Linked DNA regions of Homo sapiens: region 2 is linked to region 1. The links are chromatin loops, found by intact Hi-C in ENCODE. Cell type or tissue: Calu3. All regions are shown on one strand. Links, peaks and the distances in the headings refer to the core of each region. The heading gives the core; the rest is flanking DNA. Region 1 overlaps NPNT (nephronectin). Region 2 overlaps NPNT (nephronectin).

Region 1 (8,345 bases), core at 320-8,319:
TTTAGATATGGAGGACATATCTAAAGACATTTGATTTCTGTATTAGTATAGTAATTGAAGAGGTTTCATTTTATTGCTACAAATTTTCTTATGTTTAATCTGTAATGTAAAGGAGAGTAAATCATGGCTAATATTACAGAGTAGAAACCTTCTGTTCAGTCATCTTCTATTTTTGATTCCTTAGAAGATACCTTAAAAGATAAATTAAATTGATTTCTTTATTTCTATTTGTTTATGCCCTATCTTGTTTGGGAAAGTATATAAAGTGGCTTCCAGGAATTCACACAATTAAAATAAGGAAATAGGGGCTACATGGAGGAAAATGGGGGTAAAATAAAAATATTAGGAGGAGGGTTTTTCAAATGCAGATATGTAAGCCATAGGATCCTACATATGTCCTACAATTTGGCTACTAGCTTCTGGTAGCCAAAGGTAAAAGATGTTATTGCTGATTTAATTTGTGTTGTTTGTCAGGGAAAAAGCAAACAAGTTATGTGGGAGGAATTATGGTTTTACTGCATGTAGTTCTGAACGAAGACTTTCACGTGGCCCTTTACGGAGTGGGAGTGAATGATGGGATGGAAGGGGCCACAGCAACATTCCTATCATGAAGCCAGTGGTGGTTTTTGAAAAGCTGTTTCATAGAAGATCCGTCAACATAAGATGAGGCCCTTACTCTAAAAGTACAGTTCACGGAAAGCTGTTCTATACATAGTTTAAGAAGCATTATGTGCATAGCTTTCTGACGTTCAGCTAGATACAGCCCAGAATATCTAGCTGTGATGGATGAACTGTATAGGGTTTTGGATGGACAGCTCTGGATTAGACAAGATAGTTTCAGGTTAGAATCACTAACAATGTTCTGAAGTTTGCTGTATTATTTAACAGATTAAAGGCCAGTTCATTTTGTCTTTCTTTTTTAAGTCGATATATTTTGAAGATCAGTAATCAACTAATGGAGTTGATATCCAGAGACATTGTGAATAGAGCAGGGATAGGGCCCCGCCTAGGCTCCAGTAAAAGGAGGATCTGCAAAGAAATTAGTGGGAGATTTTTTAATATCAATTTTGTATCCATTGGATAGCAATATATAAATTCACCACCATTTTGCTATATACATATTCATTTCCATGCCAGTTATGGCTTGGAATAAGGAGGAAAGGCATGAACATTGTTCCCAGGCATCATTTACCCTACTGATGCTGATACATGGATATGGGCCAGTGAGCCCAGGAACAACAGAATCCCTGACCAGTGCTTATTTCCCCAAAGTTCCTGATTGCTATAGGTGTTCCGGGGAGTCAAAGTAACCTCAACTGTTTTCTTAATTCACCTGGATTTATAAGGGTTGATTTATATAAGTTGCTTAGACCTGAACAGACTCAAAGCAGAGTCTGTAGGAAATACTCTGCATATCAACATCCCGTACCCAAACCTAAGTCATCTTTTCACTGGGGTGTGCGGAAGGGCTGATTCTCATGTACTCTTGAAGCCCTAGGCAATAGAACCTGAAATCCTGATGCACATATACCCTAGGATAATTTCTCTCTCAAAAAAAAGCAAATAGTGATTTTAAAAATTATGACTCAATGCATATTCTGAGAGTGCAGCAATCCAGTAAGTGTCACATCTCCTTGGGAGGAACAAAGAGAAGGTCTTCAAACGCCTTTTCTGCAGAGACTAGCGTGAACCAAGAATCTCCCTGTCTGAATTGTCACCGTATATCAACGTGGCAGCGAGCTGAGAAAGTTAGCATTGCCAGGGCCGAGGTTTTCTGTCTTCACGGTAACAAACAAATGATCAGTCCTCAAAGATAGTAAAATGTAGCCAAGATAATTTGGCTTGAAAAAAATTCAAAGTGATGTCAATAACCAGCTACAACCATAGAAAAATACTAGTAGCATATTGATGGTGCATCCCTGGGAACATGCCAGGGCAAATTGGGGTGCAAAATACACCAGTTATTTAAAAATTGGTATGTTATAAGGTAAAGAATTCATTAAGTAATATCAAATACAAATAAACTTTTTATTTTGATTCACTAAAACTTCTTTTTAAGTTTTCTGATTTTATTACTTAATTACTACTGATACATAATTAAAGAATTATGGCCATAATAGAATTCCTAATAAAATTTCTAATAAAGCCAGAATGAAGGAGTATATTACAGGCCAGACATGATAAAGCATTATGATGTGTGGTAAAATAGTGACATCTATTTTTTCATTCTGTATTATTTTATAAATTTTCTGGAGAATTTCAGTTTAAACAGCCTGCTGAAATACTGTTAAATCAACCTGTTATTCTTAACTCTGATGGGAGGAAACAGATATGAATAATAAAAATGATTTCTTAGCTTTAGAATATAGTTGTTGCTTTGGAGAACAAACCGTTTTATTCCAATTATTTTTTATTAGGAGACTTCATTTTCTGCCATACATTAGCTTTGGTAGATACTAGATGCCAGGGGAGTGCAAATTTGAGAATAAGGATTTGGCATGGGTTATTTGCATGTTGAGAGTCAAGATTTAACTAAATTTTAAAACCAAACACTTCATTTGATCAATATCTTTTTAACCATTCTGTAGATTAATAATATAAATTCTCCAGAGCTGACATTACTTTGCTATAACATCATCAGATCACAAGATTAGGGTTGCCTTTTGTAGATGTTATTCACTTACTCTGAAATGTTAGGAAATATGTCATCACAGTTTAAATTTGTAGTAATATATACAAAAGGAAAACACAACTAGGAATTTTGGATTTATGCTTACTTTGCCAAAAACCATGTTGATTTTCAAAAACCTTTAGCCTTTTTTTTTTTTGAGACGGAGTCTTCCTCTGTCACCCAGGCTGGAGTGTAGTGGTGCAATCTCGGCTCACTGCAACCTCTGCCTCCTGGGTTCAAGCGATTCTCCTGCCTCAGCCTCCCGAGTAGCTAGGACTATAGGCACCCGCCCACCACACCAACTAATTTTTTGTATTTTTAGCAGAGACAGGGTTTTACCATGTTAGGCAGGATGGTCTCGATCTCCTGACCTCGTGATCTGCCCGCCTCAGCCTTCCAAAGTACTGGCATTACAGGTGTGAGCCACCGTGCCTGGACTAACCTTATTTTCGTAAATCAAAGTTCCTAAATTCAGTTTCTAAGGAAAGCCCCTAAGTGGTCAAAGGTGTGTGTTGCTGAATTTCAGAAACAAACTCCATGGATGGACTTTCCAGACATAAACTTCCCACCAAAATATTGTTCCAAAGTGTTTAGTGCCTCCTATTTTATTTTAGTGTTAAGATTTTGTAGGTACTTGGTAATTATCAGCAGAATATTTACATACCAACAAATAGCAAAGCCATTGATAATTAATAGAAAAACAAAATCATAGCTTATGTTTAGTTGTATTTTTTAGTGTATTTCAGTGTTTAGAGTTGATTTTATATTGCATATACTAACTGTGGTAATAGTTTCTACTGGATAGATTATTTCAAGTTCACATGATTATAGAAGTATTTTATGAAGTTTGACATAGATAATGGTGGTTTCAGGGTCCCTTGTCTCTTGGGTTGAGTTTTTACATCATTGAAGAATTAAAAGATTGTGTCTTGGTGTCTATGTATGGCCAAGAATTAAGACATTCTGATGTACAGTTTCATTTTCTAACTAAGGCAAAAATGTTTTTTGAAACAATTACTTTTTAGGATAAAAGTATAAAATTATGAAGAAATAATGTGTAGGTTTGCTAAATGTTGTGTTCTTAAATCTTGTGTTGAGGTCTGATGAATTTTTTTATATCTTTAATAGTTCTAAAGTAGTGTACTGAAAGTTAGGATCATCCATGTTGCTACTTAACTTGTTGTCCATAGGGTCTGTTGTCCTGGATGTTGGTGTTATAAATGTACAGAGTTAGGTAGTTTTCTGTGAAGAGTTTGCAGGCTAATATCACTGTTTTTGACAATGAAAAATATAGCATGAAAATTAAGGTTGGGGTATGGAGAACTTTCTAGAGCTATTGCTTTTTCTAGCTGATGATTAAGGTTGAGAGGCAGAAGTACATTGTGTCAGGGAGGACCTTTCCCTTTTATGCATGCACCTGGCATTTATCACCTTTAACAAAGTGTGTGTGTCATGCTGTGCTGCTTGCTTAAGGGGCTGTATGCCTCCAGTCTGAGTCACATGGTAACTGCATCAGCAGTCTTAGCCTGTAGCATTTTATTATTTCTTTTCAAAGTTTACACTTGGCCTAATACTTAGACATTTTATAATTCTTTACAGTAAATGAAACTATACATGAGAAGATGGGCATACCTTTGGATTAAAAAAAAAAAAGGCTCAGTTCTTTAAAGTTTCTTATCCTTGATTTTCCTAACACGGTCCAAAGTTCAGGACTGGCTCCAAACCCATAAACCTGTGTTTAGCAAGCAAGAAACATAATCCCCAGATAGTTTAGTTTCTCTGGTTTATGAGTCACAATTTCATAAAATCATCAGAGTGCTTATTAATTCCAACCACGTATAGTAAAGAACCTTCAGATGAACTGAAGCAAGGGTTCTTAGGCAAGTTGCCGGAGAGAGTTCTAGAATTCTAAACTACCTGAGTAGCTTTGCTGAAATGTTGCTTGTATTTGCTACTGTGGCCATTTTATGATGGCCATAGAGCAACAGATTATCAAGAGAAAATGAGACAGATTTTTCTGTATTATGTGCTATGAATGAATCCTATTTTAGTGAATGTTTTAATGGGGTTTATACCGCAAAAAAAAAAAATTGTATGTAAGGCATTTATTTCTGGCAACTTTCATAAAAATTGTTGTGATGGTTGCATATAAAAATTTCCTTATCCTTCAATAGAGGATAGTTCCCAGAAACTTCCTAGAAGTAATCTATTCCAGATTTAACATTGCTTTGACATAAAATGCAGTTTTGTGTAGTTTTAAAATGCAAATTAAAAAATATAGGACATTGGCTAAAATTTTATCTTGAAGTCGGGTATATATTGATACCATAAAACTTACTAGATCTATGTATTTCAAGGCTAATTTATGCCAAGTAGGAAAAATATGACCCAACCTTAAGATATTACAAGGATAAAATAGACTATACAAAACTGTTTGGCTATTTGGTACTAATACAACTAGTTAGAACATAATGATGTTTGCTATTCTTTATTAAGTTGTTTTACCTTTGCTTACAATAATTTAAAGTATTTTTCCTGATAAATTTGATGACTCAAAATTGGCAATTAAAGAATATTAAAGAAACGGTATCCTTTTATATTTTTTCTGTCTCATATATAACCATAGTCATAACTTGTGTGATCCAGAATGTAATTTGCTATTTACACTTTGATTTCAGCTGTTTGCTTAGATTGTACCTGATGTATTTTATTATTCTATTTAAGGAATGTGTCAACATCAAGATATGGTGAGTTCTTTTCAAAATAACAGTAGAAACCTGACCAATATGAAAAAAAAAAGTCTAGCAAGCAAATGTAATTTGTGTCTTTAAAAATACATAGCAATCATTCTGGATCAATAGTTAAATTATTGCTTCAATTAAATCAAATTGGACTTAGAATTTTTTTCTTCTTATATTACCCAAAGGAAGGCCCCATTCACCTAATTTTAAATTATACAAATTATACAAATAAATATACAATTGTAAATTACAGTGGATATTTAATCCTTTAAAGGCATTAATTTAGCAGAGAAGAATAAAATTATCCCTTTTCTTACCTCTAAAATCTCTAGGTTGATCAAACACTGACCATTATTAGTACCATTTCAAGTTTCTTCCCTTTACTTTCATCAAACTGGGTTATTTATGTATGTTCAAGTGAAATGGCTGTGCTTTCATGGTAATTCTTGTTGCTATTGACAACCAAAGCAGCCATGCAAGAAGAAAATGCTGTGGAAGGGAAGAAAAAAATTATATTTCCTCCCCAAAGTTGGAGAGAGAAGGGAACATACAGTATGTAAGAAACAGGTAAGTAAAAATATATCAATTTTAAAACTATTAGCCTTTCTTACTAATTGATCAAAAGTTTAAATTTTTTCAGATGTGTTTTCCAACTCCAATTTAAATAAAAGGATACTGTCTCTAGGAATCAGAAATTAATATTCTGGAAATGAAAAATTGGATTTGAAAATACAGCATCACAAAAGGTCTGAAATATTTAAATTTAGAATTTGGACTATAGAAGAATAGCATAACTTCAATTATTGGTTAATATTTTTGTTATGAAATGTTTTTTTATAACAAAATGGTGACTAAAATATTACTATTTTAAACATGTCCTAGATTTTTTTTTGTTTCAGAAAAGCACTGAAAGTTGAATATGTGTAAGTCTCCGGGAATGTAACAAGTTGATAAATACCCAAGTCCAGCCTCCTTACAGAGAAAAGATCTGGAATTTCTTTTTTTGGACATTTGTTTTGCAGCTTTCTACGTCTTAAGGCAGAGAATAGCCAGGATAAGGTGCCAGCTCAAAGGTTAGATGAACATATTTCTTGAAATAATTTTGGCTAATCTATGTCTTGAAAGGCATACCTTCTAAATAATTTTACAAAGCTGTAAACAAAACATTAGTTGTGTTTTTGAATTGCTTCTTTTTAGGAAAACTATATTTCTTAGAGATGTGCTTATTCTATACATAATTATAGTAAGTTAATTTTAATTCCATTATTACATTAAACTTTTCCGTTTCAGTTGATTATTCCTTTCTTCTGTTTTATGAATCTAATAAATTGACCTCCATTCTAAGCTAAAGGACAGTTTATGTTTTTAATACTTAAGGAAGCAAATATAAAAACAAAGTCCACCAAATGAAATTACTAACACCAGCCTATCATTAACCTGAGGGAGTTGTATTTCATATTCATTAATTCTCCATGGAACAATTCAGGTAAGAAATATTTTTATTGTATGAAATATGTTATCAGTTATAATAGCACTTACGGGCATTTATGCTCTTGTTTTAGGTACATAAAGGGTTCCTTGTTTAAGATATTTTTGGCAGTAAATAATGTCACTTATCACCCTATGACACTTTAGTGGAAAACGTTGGTGAAATATGTGGAATTGTAATGTTTAATGGAATTGATTCTAAGAAGACAATGTTCTTTTTGTTTGTTTGTTTGAAACAGAGCCTTGCTCTGTTGCCCAAGGTGGAGTGCGCTGGTGTGATCTTGGCTTACTGCAAACTCCGCCTCTTAGGTTCAAGTGATTCTCCAGCCTCAGGCTCCTGAGTAGCTGGGATTACAGGCGCCCACCACAATGCCCGGCTAATTTTTTATTTTTAGTAGAGATGGGGTTTTGCCATGTTGGCCAGGCTGGTCTTGAACTCCTGACCTCAGGTGATCTGCCGGCCTCGGCCTCCCAAAGTGCTGGGATTACAGGTGTGAGCTACTGCACCCGGCCTGAGAATGTTCTTTAAACTGATTGAAGAAACTATCACATGTCATGAAAAATGTTTTTAAGGCAGAATTTTAATAAAAAAAATATTTGGGAACAAAATTGATAGTACTAGAAATAGAAGTTCAGAAATTTCTTTGTTCAGGGAGACTTAAAGCATATGTATTTTAAAGTTACTAGCAGTTATAGGATTGACTAGTAGAGCTATGGCTTACATTAGGGAGGCAATGCCAAGGAAAGAATAGAATGTGTGGTTGGCCACCAACATCTGGGTTCAGGAACTGTTCCTATGACTTACCACCTGTAAGAAACTAGACATTTTAACTTTTCTGAGCTGCAATGTTGTAATCTTTAAATCTAACTTTGCAAGATTCTTACTGGTTATAAGGAGGTGGCTTCCACAGTTCTTGACAGATGTTTGCTATTATTAGTGTGTTCTCAATATATACAATACAAATGGAGAACTCTGAGCCGAGTTTTACTAGGATCCATCCTAGGACAGATGGTACAGCACATTTTCAAATGGTTTTGTTTACCATAATCATCTTTTGGAAATAATCAATTGGAAGTAGAACAATTCTTCAGTTATTCATTTCTAAAATCAAAACTTTCATGGGATAGTTTTCTGTGCTTCTGAACCGTTTTTCCCATTTCTCTAATAATATCCATCCATAAACCTCCGAGTGGAACAGTTTTGGTTGTCTAACAGTGTTTGTGCTTGGGAAATGAATTGAAGGGAGATGGAATTGAATTGTTGAATGTGAGCATTTAGAGTTCCTGTAATTTATCCGTATAATTATTTGAGAGCTTACTAGAGGTAAAGAGCTAAGTTAGGTGCTGGGAAGATACAAAGGTGAATAAAACAGGGACCCTTACTTTCAAGCAACTCAATTTGTAAGATGATTGGCTCTTATTCCTTCTATGATTCTTAAATAGGA
Region 2 (8,345 bases), core at 173-8,172, 57 kb after region 1:
TGTGTGTGTGTGTGTGTATGTGTGTGTGTGTATGTATGTGTATGTGTGTGTGTATCACATGTGAAGGCCAGAGAAGAATATAAAAAATCGGCTAGACACAGTGGCTCACCCCTGTAATCCCAGCACTTTGGGAGGCTGAGGTGGGTGGATCACCTGAGGTCAGGAGTTCAAGACCAGCCTGGCCAACATAGTGAAACCCCGTCTTTACTAAAAATACAAAAATTAGCCAGGCGTGGTGGCAGGCACCTGTAGTCCCAGCTACTCAGTAGGCTGAGGCAGGAGAATCGCTTGAGCCTGGGAGGCAGAGCTTGCAGTGAGCCGAGATCACGCCACTGTACTCCAGCCTAGGTGACAAAGCAAGACTCCGTCAAAAAAAAATAATAAATAATAATTTCTGTGTATTATTCTAATTACCAAGCTAATTATTTACCTATTTCTATCTAGATTATACCACTTATAAAAGAATATGTGTTTGGATATCCAATTATGGATGATTTTAATGATGTGCAGTTCTAATCCAAGATCCAGATTTGTAAATATTCTTATATGCTAATATTTCTAAGAAAACTCTCAAAACTCAAAACCTTAAGAAATAGCTGCAAAATAAGTGCATTTGCTAGCTGCCTTTCATGGTGCTATTAGGTTTTATCACATTCAGTCACAGTGAGATGTGAAATTAACAATGCCTCTAAGAAATGGAAAATTGTGCTGCTGACAGACATGGTGATGCGCTGCAGGTATGTAGCTGTGGCCCTGGGGACACACCCTTCTCCTGTGTGTGTCAAAGCTAGAACTAAGGCCCTTTTCCTGGAACCTTGATCTCTGGAGAACAAGGATTAAGGGCAACTGACTCAGCACTCTGTCTGCCACTGATAGCTACAAGGAATTTGCTTACATATGTATCAAGTATGCCAGCATGTACATACAAGTATGTCTATTTCAGCATTAAAACATTATTTTAAAATACACATAAATGTAAAATAAATCAACAATATAAGTGAAAGCTTTCTACCATCCCTGACTCCCATTCACCACCCAGCAAGATGCAGCCAGTTTCTTGATTATGTTCTCAGAGAGATATTTTTGGATACAATGGCATTCTCTTCTGTGCCTTGCCTTTGTCACTTATCGATACTACCTTAAGAGTTAACAGGAAGAACATGGACTTTGAAGCCAGAATACCTGGTCTGGAACCCAGCACCACCACATACTAGCTTTGACCTTGAGCAAGTTACTTAAATGGGGATAATAAGTACTATCCACTAAACATATGTAAGGCATTTCAAGCAGTGCCTCGCCCAGAGTTACCACTAAAATAGTATTAGCCATTGTGGCTGAAGCATGTCCCCTGTCAGTACATACAGAACACCCTCATTCTTATTTATGGCTGGCTGCTATTCCATTACTCATCAGATGTACCACAATGTATTTAGCCAGCCCTCCACAGAGGAACATAAGTTGTTTCAAGACTTTAGGTAGTTCAGACAGTAGTGCAGTGAATAACCCTATACATTCATTATTTAATATATGTTAGACTATATCCATAGAATAAATTCCTAAATGTGGAATTGCTATGTCAAAAGAGAATTTGTATTTTGAATTTTGATAGATTTTATTAAATTGCCCTTTATAAAGGTTGTAGCAATTTACACTTCTTCCTACAATATTTGAAAACCATTCCCAATATATTATAAAAGTATTTTCAAAATCTTTGCCAATCTTATAGGTTAAAAGGAATCTCTTTTAATTTTACTTTGCATTTCTTTTATTGTGAAAAGTTGATCACATTTTCATATATTTGTCATTTTTTCTCTGATGTTCTTTATTTTTCTTTAGTATTTTTATTGATTTATGGAAGTTTTCTATACAAAAAGAAAAATTATCCTTTTTTAATTTGTTGCAAATATTTAAAAACATTTTTGTTTGTCTATTTTATGGTATTTTTATCTTAACATGCAAATTTGGAAACTTAAATGTTCTTCAGTAAGAAATTGGCTAAATGGTTATTGGCATACTTGCAGCAATGCAAAGTGTATTTGCTACCATAGAAAAATGGTTATACAAGAAGCAACTTACAACACTGCAAATATAGTATTCCTTTTTTTAAAAAAAGTTCATATTCATGTGCATTTATGTGAATGTATTACATAAGAAAAGTTCAGAAGTCAAAACCTTCACAAATACCTCTAGATTTTGTGAATTGAAAATTTAAAGGCACCAACCACTACAGAATTAAAAATAAATAAACTAACATTTTATAACCCAACTTTCTGGTCAAGTTTTGCAGCATCTATTATTTACCCTCCCTCCCCAAAATTCTTGAGATATTGTGATACTGTAAACTGAATGAATGTTTAATATAATTGTACATTTATCACCAGAATTATGAAATCAGAAGTGAAAATTTTAATAGGTAACTTGCTTGACACTGAATCAATTTTTCCCTTAGTTAATGTTCCAACTTGTATCATTTCCTTTATTACAAAGGGAACGAATTCTTCATGGCCAAAAAAAAAAAAAAAAACGGCAAAAGCAAAACCTGGTGCGCACAGAGTAGCTCTACAGAGGAAGAACAATCATAACCTCATTTATCATGTTGTAAATTTTAGAGTTTTAAATGCATATGCAAAGAATACCTTGGTGTGTTAGGTTGTCTTGTTTGCAGGTAGCGTCTGGCAGAATGGTATCAGTGTACATTCCACAGGGACTTAATCCTTGTTTTCTCGAAACTTGCAGGTTAACTGTAATAACCTTATATCTTAGTCTTAACCAGAGTACCTGTGATGATTCAAAAGCTGACTTATAGTGAGACATGTAAATATTTTGGCCCAAAATATTGTTTGGATTAGTTTGTGGAGGAAGGGGACAAGGGAAGTGGGAGAAAGATTCTTAAGACATTATGTATTTTTAGTGATTCAAGTACGTGAATCAAGGATCTATTTCCCTGCAGTTTTTTGCTGTATCCTTGGAACATCATTCGTTGATTCAAACATCCTTAAACACCTGCTGCCTGCTAGCAGGGTAACACAGAGGTTTGGGGGAAACTTTGGTTCAGACTTTTAAGTTGTTCACAACCTGCTGGGGAGCCCTTAGCACAGAGGCTGGCACACAGTAAGTGCACAGAAATCACCTGTGACCTATAGAGCTCCGACGGGACTTGTTAGAGAAGACACTGGAATAAAAAGTTAATACCAAATTTTATCATGTCCTGTATAAATTAAGCATAAGAAAGAGATGATAGTTTATATCTGTTAACTGAAAACTAAATGGGATTACTACCAAAATAGATACACATGTTCAACATTCCAACCATTTTTCTATGGAAAAACCAGTGTTGAAACATACAGTGTGTTTTCAGTTGACTGAGATAAAATAGCCTGAGGGAATGTCATTTGTACATGGATCAAGTTTCAAAATACTACTTGCAACTTTCTCTCTCTTGAGAAGCAGCACCCCCCACTTCACTGCTGCTTAACCATTTTTTTTCTAATGCAGTTTCCTTAACAACAGAGGGAAGAAAACTCTGTAGCCCTAGGGATCTGAGAACATCATCAAAGTGGTCTATCTAAAGTGAAAGTTTTTATTAATATTTGTGTTCATGTATATATAATAGGACATATTTATAGAATAGATATGATATAGATTTGTTTTACTATAAAAATGTTTTAAATGGCTTACCTCCAAATAAAATTGAAGCTCCAGGAAGACGGGGAGGGTTTCCTGAATACCTCTGTATCTTCCTGGTGTTAGATTTACACCAGTGTGAGAAGCTCTGCCAACTCTGATTTTTTTTTTAAAGAACCTTTACGTTTAGAGATTTTTTTTTTTTAAGTTGGGGGAGGAGAGAATAAGCAGATATAGGGCCCTTTAAATCACCATCTGCTTTACTGTTCAGAGGTTAATTATCCACCAGAAAATTCTCCCTAGAAATTTAGGGTCAGTTTTACCAAACCACCAAGCCAGATCGCCAGGGGTGTTGGACAACGTTATCATAAACTGGTGAGGGTCACAAGGTGGTGAATGTGTATATGTTGTTGTATGCCTATATGTCTGATCATATTCCACTGGAAATATTCATAGTGTTTGGTTACTAATTATTGTGTGTCTCTGGCATTACTTGTACTTTCCATGAGCAAAGTAAGTGAATGTTTTCTGTAAACACATACCATAGAACTTAAGACAGGCATACAAATAAGTCATATTTTTCTTCTTCAAAAATCTGGAATTCTTTACAAAGAAAAGAAAAAAAAAAAAAAACTAAAACTCCTGTCCATGCTGCTTGTTCTAGAAAGGGATATTGGCACATACACACAGCCCTGCTTTTCCCATTCCAGGTGGACAATATCTGACAGTGTCGGCAGCCAAAGCCCCAGGGGGAAAAGCTGCACGCTTGGTGCTACCTCTCGGCCGCCTCATGCATTCAGGGGACCTGTGCCTGTCATTCAGGCACAAGGTGACGGGGCTGCACTCTGGCACACTCCAGGTGTTTGTGAGAAAACACGGTGCCCACGGAGCAGCCCTGTGGGGAAGAAATGGTGGCCATGGCTGGAGGCAAACACAGATCACCTTGCGAGGGGCTGACATCAAGAGCGTAAGTAGATCCACAAAGGAGGCAGGACCTGGGACGTTTTCCTTTCATAGGAGAACTCTGGGATCTGAATTTGAAGAAGCCTTGCTGTGTGAATTCAGGCTCAGATAAAGGTTTGGGTTTTTTTCTGGGCCTGATGACTCCATTCAGTGTCTCTTTCTGAAACCACTTTCTGCTTCTTCATCCTTCTTCATTGCAACCTGTGATCACCACCTCTCCCTAACCCTGGTAAAGATCCATTTTTTTTTAATGGAAAAAAAAATCTAGGAATAGAAAAGTTTTTTTGGTTTTTTTTAAAGTTGATCAACAGAAACTTCCAAGGGTGGGGTGGTGAGCTTAATTGTTCCTGCTTTCCCTTTCCTTTTAATTCCTTAGATTTCAAACTTTTACTACCATAAATTACCCAGGAGATGGTTCTTTTTTCTTTTTTGAAATGTTTCTTTCAAGTTCAAATTTTTTTCTTTGTTTCAGAGATCACAGTTAAGCAGCGTAGGGTGGGAACTCAGAACTACAATTGGAAAGCACTATTCTATTCAGGACAGGATGTGGGAAGTGCTTTGATGGAATATATAAATTTGATCTTAAGTAATCAAGACATAGGTAGCAAAAAAATGGTCTAGGGCATCCCAACAAAATTATGAATGCATTTGGGAAAATGTCATCATTTTGCTGGTGCTTATGAAACTTGCTGTTGGGAGATACCTATGCCTGTATGTAGGTATAGTTTATAAGAAACCATTTTAGAAAGAAAAGATAGATTCCATTAATACAGTTTTTATCAGAGTACTTGGATTTTGTTTAATTCTTACATATTTTTTCTTAAAACTTTTCTCAGTATTTTTATTGTTTAGAGAAATAAAACAAGATAATCATTTTAAATCATAGCACTTAGGTTTTCTCTTGTTTTATAAGGAGCAAGGATGCTCTATAGAAAATATAATGTAAGAATAATAAAAGTTTTTGGTTTTTACATAGGTAAAGCAACAGTGTGATTGGATTATGGTGTTTGATTCTATTCCATTTTCAGCAAGAAAGCGATGTTAACCACAAAGGAACTAAGAAACATTTAAGATAGGCTGTGTGATTATGATCTTTCAGATCTTTGGCTCCTAATATCTGTTCCTTTATATTCTATCACACTCTTCTAACTTTGGTAATCCTTGACAAAAGTGTGCACTTTATAAACAATCCTAAATCGAATTGGTCTATAGCTTAGAATGGCTTTTTAAAGAATAATTGATTCTGAGTAATGTGGTCTGATGAACAGTTTGATGACTTCAGTTTCTACTGAAAGAGAAGCTTCAGTGATACTGGCAACTATATTCTGTTTTTTTCCTCCTGCAAAATAAGTTTAAAATTGGTTTGGGGGAAGGTTTGCCTTTATTTTTGCTTAATAAGGAGGCATTAGAAAGGGGCAGAGGAGGCTTGACTGGTGTGTGCATTCTCTCCCTAGGTCGTCTTCAAAGGTGAAAAAAGGCGTGGTCACACTGGGGAGATTGGATTAGATGATGTGAGCTTGAAAAAAGGCCACTGCTCTGAAGAACGCTAACAACTCCAGAACTAACAATGAACTCCTATGTTGCTCTATCCTCTTTTTCCAATTCTCATCTTCTCTCCTCTTCTCCCTTTTATCAGGCCTAGGAGAAGAGTGGGTCAGTGGGTCAGAAGGAAGTCTATTTGGTGACCCAGGTTTTTCTGGCCTGCTTTTGTGCAATCCCAATGAACAGTGATACCCTCCTTGAAATACAGGGGCATCGCAGACACATCAAAGCCATCTGTGGGTGTTGCCTTCCATCCTGTGTCTCTTTCAGGAAGGCATTCAGCATGCGTGAGCCATACCATCCTCCATCCTGATTACAAGGTGCTCCTTGTAGCAAATTATGAGAGTGAGTTACGGGAGCAGTTTTTAAAAGAAATCTTTGCAGATGGCTATGATGTTATGTGTTCGGTGTTGTACCATGAGTAGTATTGACTTCCCTTGAGATATGATGTACAATGTGCTTGTGAAATTGACTTACCCTCTTCACTTAAGTTAGTTCTGGCCTGACCTGAACTCTGACTTTTACTGCCATTCACTTTATAAAATAAGGGTGTGTAACATATCAAGATACATTTATTTTTATCTGTTTTTTTTTTCCTGTTAAAGACAATTATGTAGAGTGGGCACGTAATCCCTCCTTAGTAGTATTGTGTTTTGTGTAAATGTGCTATTGATATTAAGTATTTACATGTTCCAAATATTTACAGACTCTAGTTGCAAGGTAAAGGGCAGCTTGTGATCTCAAAAAAATACATGGTGAAATGTCATCCAGTTCCATGACCTTATATTGGCAGCAGTAGGAAATTGGCAGAAGTGTTGGGTTGTGGTAACGGAGTGATGAATTTTTTTTTAATGGCCTTGAGTTTGATCTCTGCAAAGGATAGGAAACCTTTAGGAAGACAAGAAACTGCAGTTAATTTAGAACTGTCACTGTTTCAAGTTACACTTTAAAACCACAGCTTTTACCATCATAACATGGCTCTGGTAATATGTAGGAAGCTTTATAAAAGTTTTGGTTGATTCAGAAAAAGGATCCTGTTGCAGAGTGAGAGGAAGCATAGGGGGAAACTCCATTGGAACAGATTTTCACACAACGTTTTAAATTGATATAAGTTTAGGCAGTTGTAGTTCATAACTTATGTTGCTCATGTTGTGCTGTGTCAGGATGGGATAGGAAGCAAGTCCCATGCTTAGAGGCATGGGATGTGTTGGAACGGGATTTACACACACTGGAGGAGCAGGGCAAGTTGGAATTCTAAGATCCATGAACCCCCAACTGTATTTCCTCCCTGCATATTTTACCAATATATTAAAAAACAATGTAACTTTTAAAAGGCATCATTCCTGAGGTTTGTCTTAATTTCTGATTAAGTAATCAGAATATTTTCTGCTATTTTTGCCAGGAATCACAAAGATGATTAAAGGGTTGGAAAAAAAGATCTATGATGGAAAATTAAAGGAACTGGGATTATTGAGCCTGGAGAAGAGAAGACTGAGGGGCAAACCATTGATGGTTTTCAAGTATATGAAGGGTTGGCACAGAGAGGGTGGCGACCAGCTGTTCTCCATATGCACTAAGAATAGAACAAGAGGAAACTGGCTTAGACTAGAGTATAAGGGAGCATTTCTTGGCAGGGGCCATTGTTAGAATACTTCATAAAAAAAGAAGTGTGAAAATCTCAGTATCTCTCTCTCTTTCTAAAAAATTAGATAAAAATTTGTCTATTTAAGATGGTTAAAGATGTTCTTACCCAAGGAAAAGTAACAAATTATAGAATTTCCCAAAAGATGTTTTGATCCTACTAGTAGTATGCAGTGAAAATCTTTAGAACTAAATAATTTGGACAAGGCTTAATTTAGGCATTTCCCTCTTGACCTCCTAATGGAGAGGGATTGAAAGGGGAAGAGCCCACCAAATGCTGAGCTCACTGAAATATCTCTCCCTTATGGCAATCCTAGCAGTATTAAAGAAAAAAGGAAACTATTTATTCCAAATGAGAGTATGATGGACAGATATTTTAGTATCTCAGTAATGTCCTAGTGTGGCGGTGGTTTTCAATGTTTCTTCATGTTAAAGGTATAAGCCTTTCATTTGTTCAATGGATGATGTTTCAGATTTTTTTTTTTTTAAGAGATCCTTCAAGGAACACAGTTCAGAGAGATTTTCATCGGGTGCATTCTCTCTGCTTCGTGTGTGACAAGTTATCTTGGCTGCTG

Evidence for each region. A loop is a pair of places that touch in the nucleus more often than their neighbours do. Peaks named below come from ENCODE experiments on the same cell type or tissue, not always from the same donor. Only the 100,000 strongest peaks of a DNase experiment are listed, where the experiment ranks them.
Region 2: it touches region 1 in a loop (2.9-fold over the local background); 2 of 110 quality-filtered maps call a loop at or near these places.

What each region holds. Positions count from the first base shown.
Region 1 is chr4:105,905,754-105,914,098 of GRCh38, forward strand. The region is part of intron 2 of NPNT (nephronectin); the gene reads left to right. Among named protein-coding and RNA genes, the nearest start is that of NPNT, 14 kb to the left of the region's middle. In Calu3, for the core only: no CTCF peak of the experiment used is centred there; a DNase peak (open chromatin) is centred at 4,128.
Region 2 is chr4:105,962,854-105,971,198 of GRCh38, forward strand. NPNT (nephronectin) reads left to right here. Exons shown (of 12, transcript NM_001033047.3): 11 at 4,335-4,591; 12 at 6,042-8,345. The coding sequence ends at 6,137. Among named protein-coding and RNA genes, the nearest start is that of NPNT, 72 kb to the left of the region's middle. In Calu3, for the core only: no CTCF peak of the experiment used is centred there; a DNase peak (open chromatin) is centred at 4,388.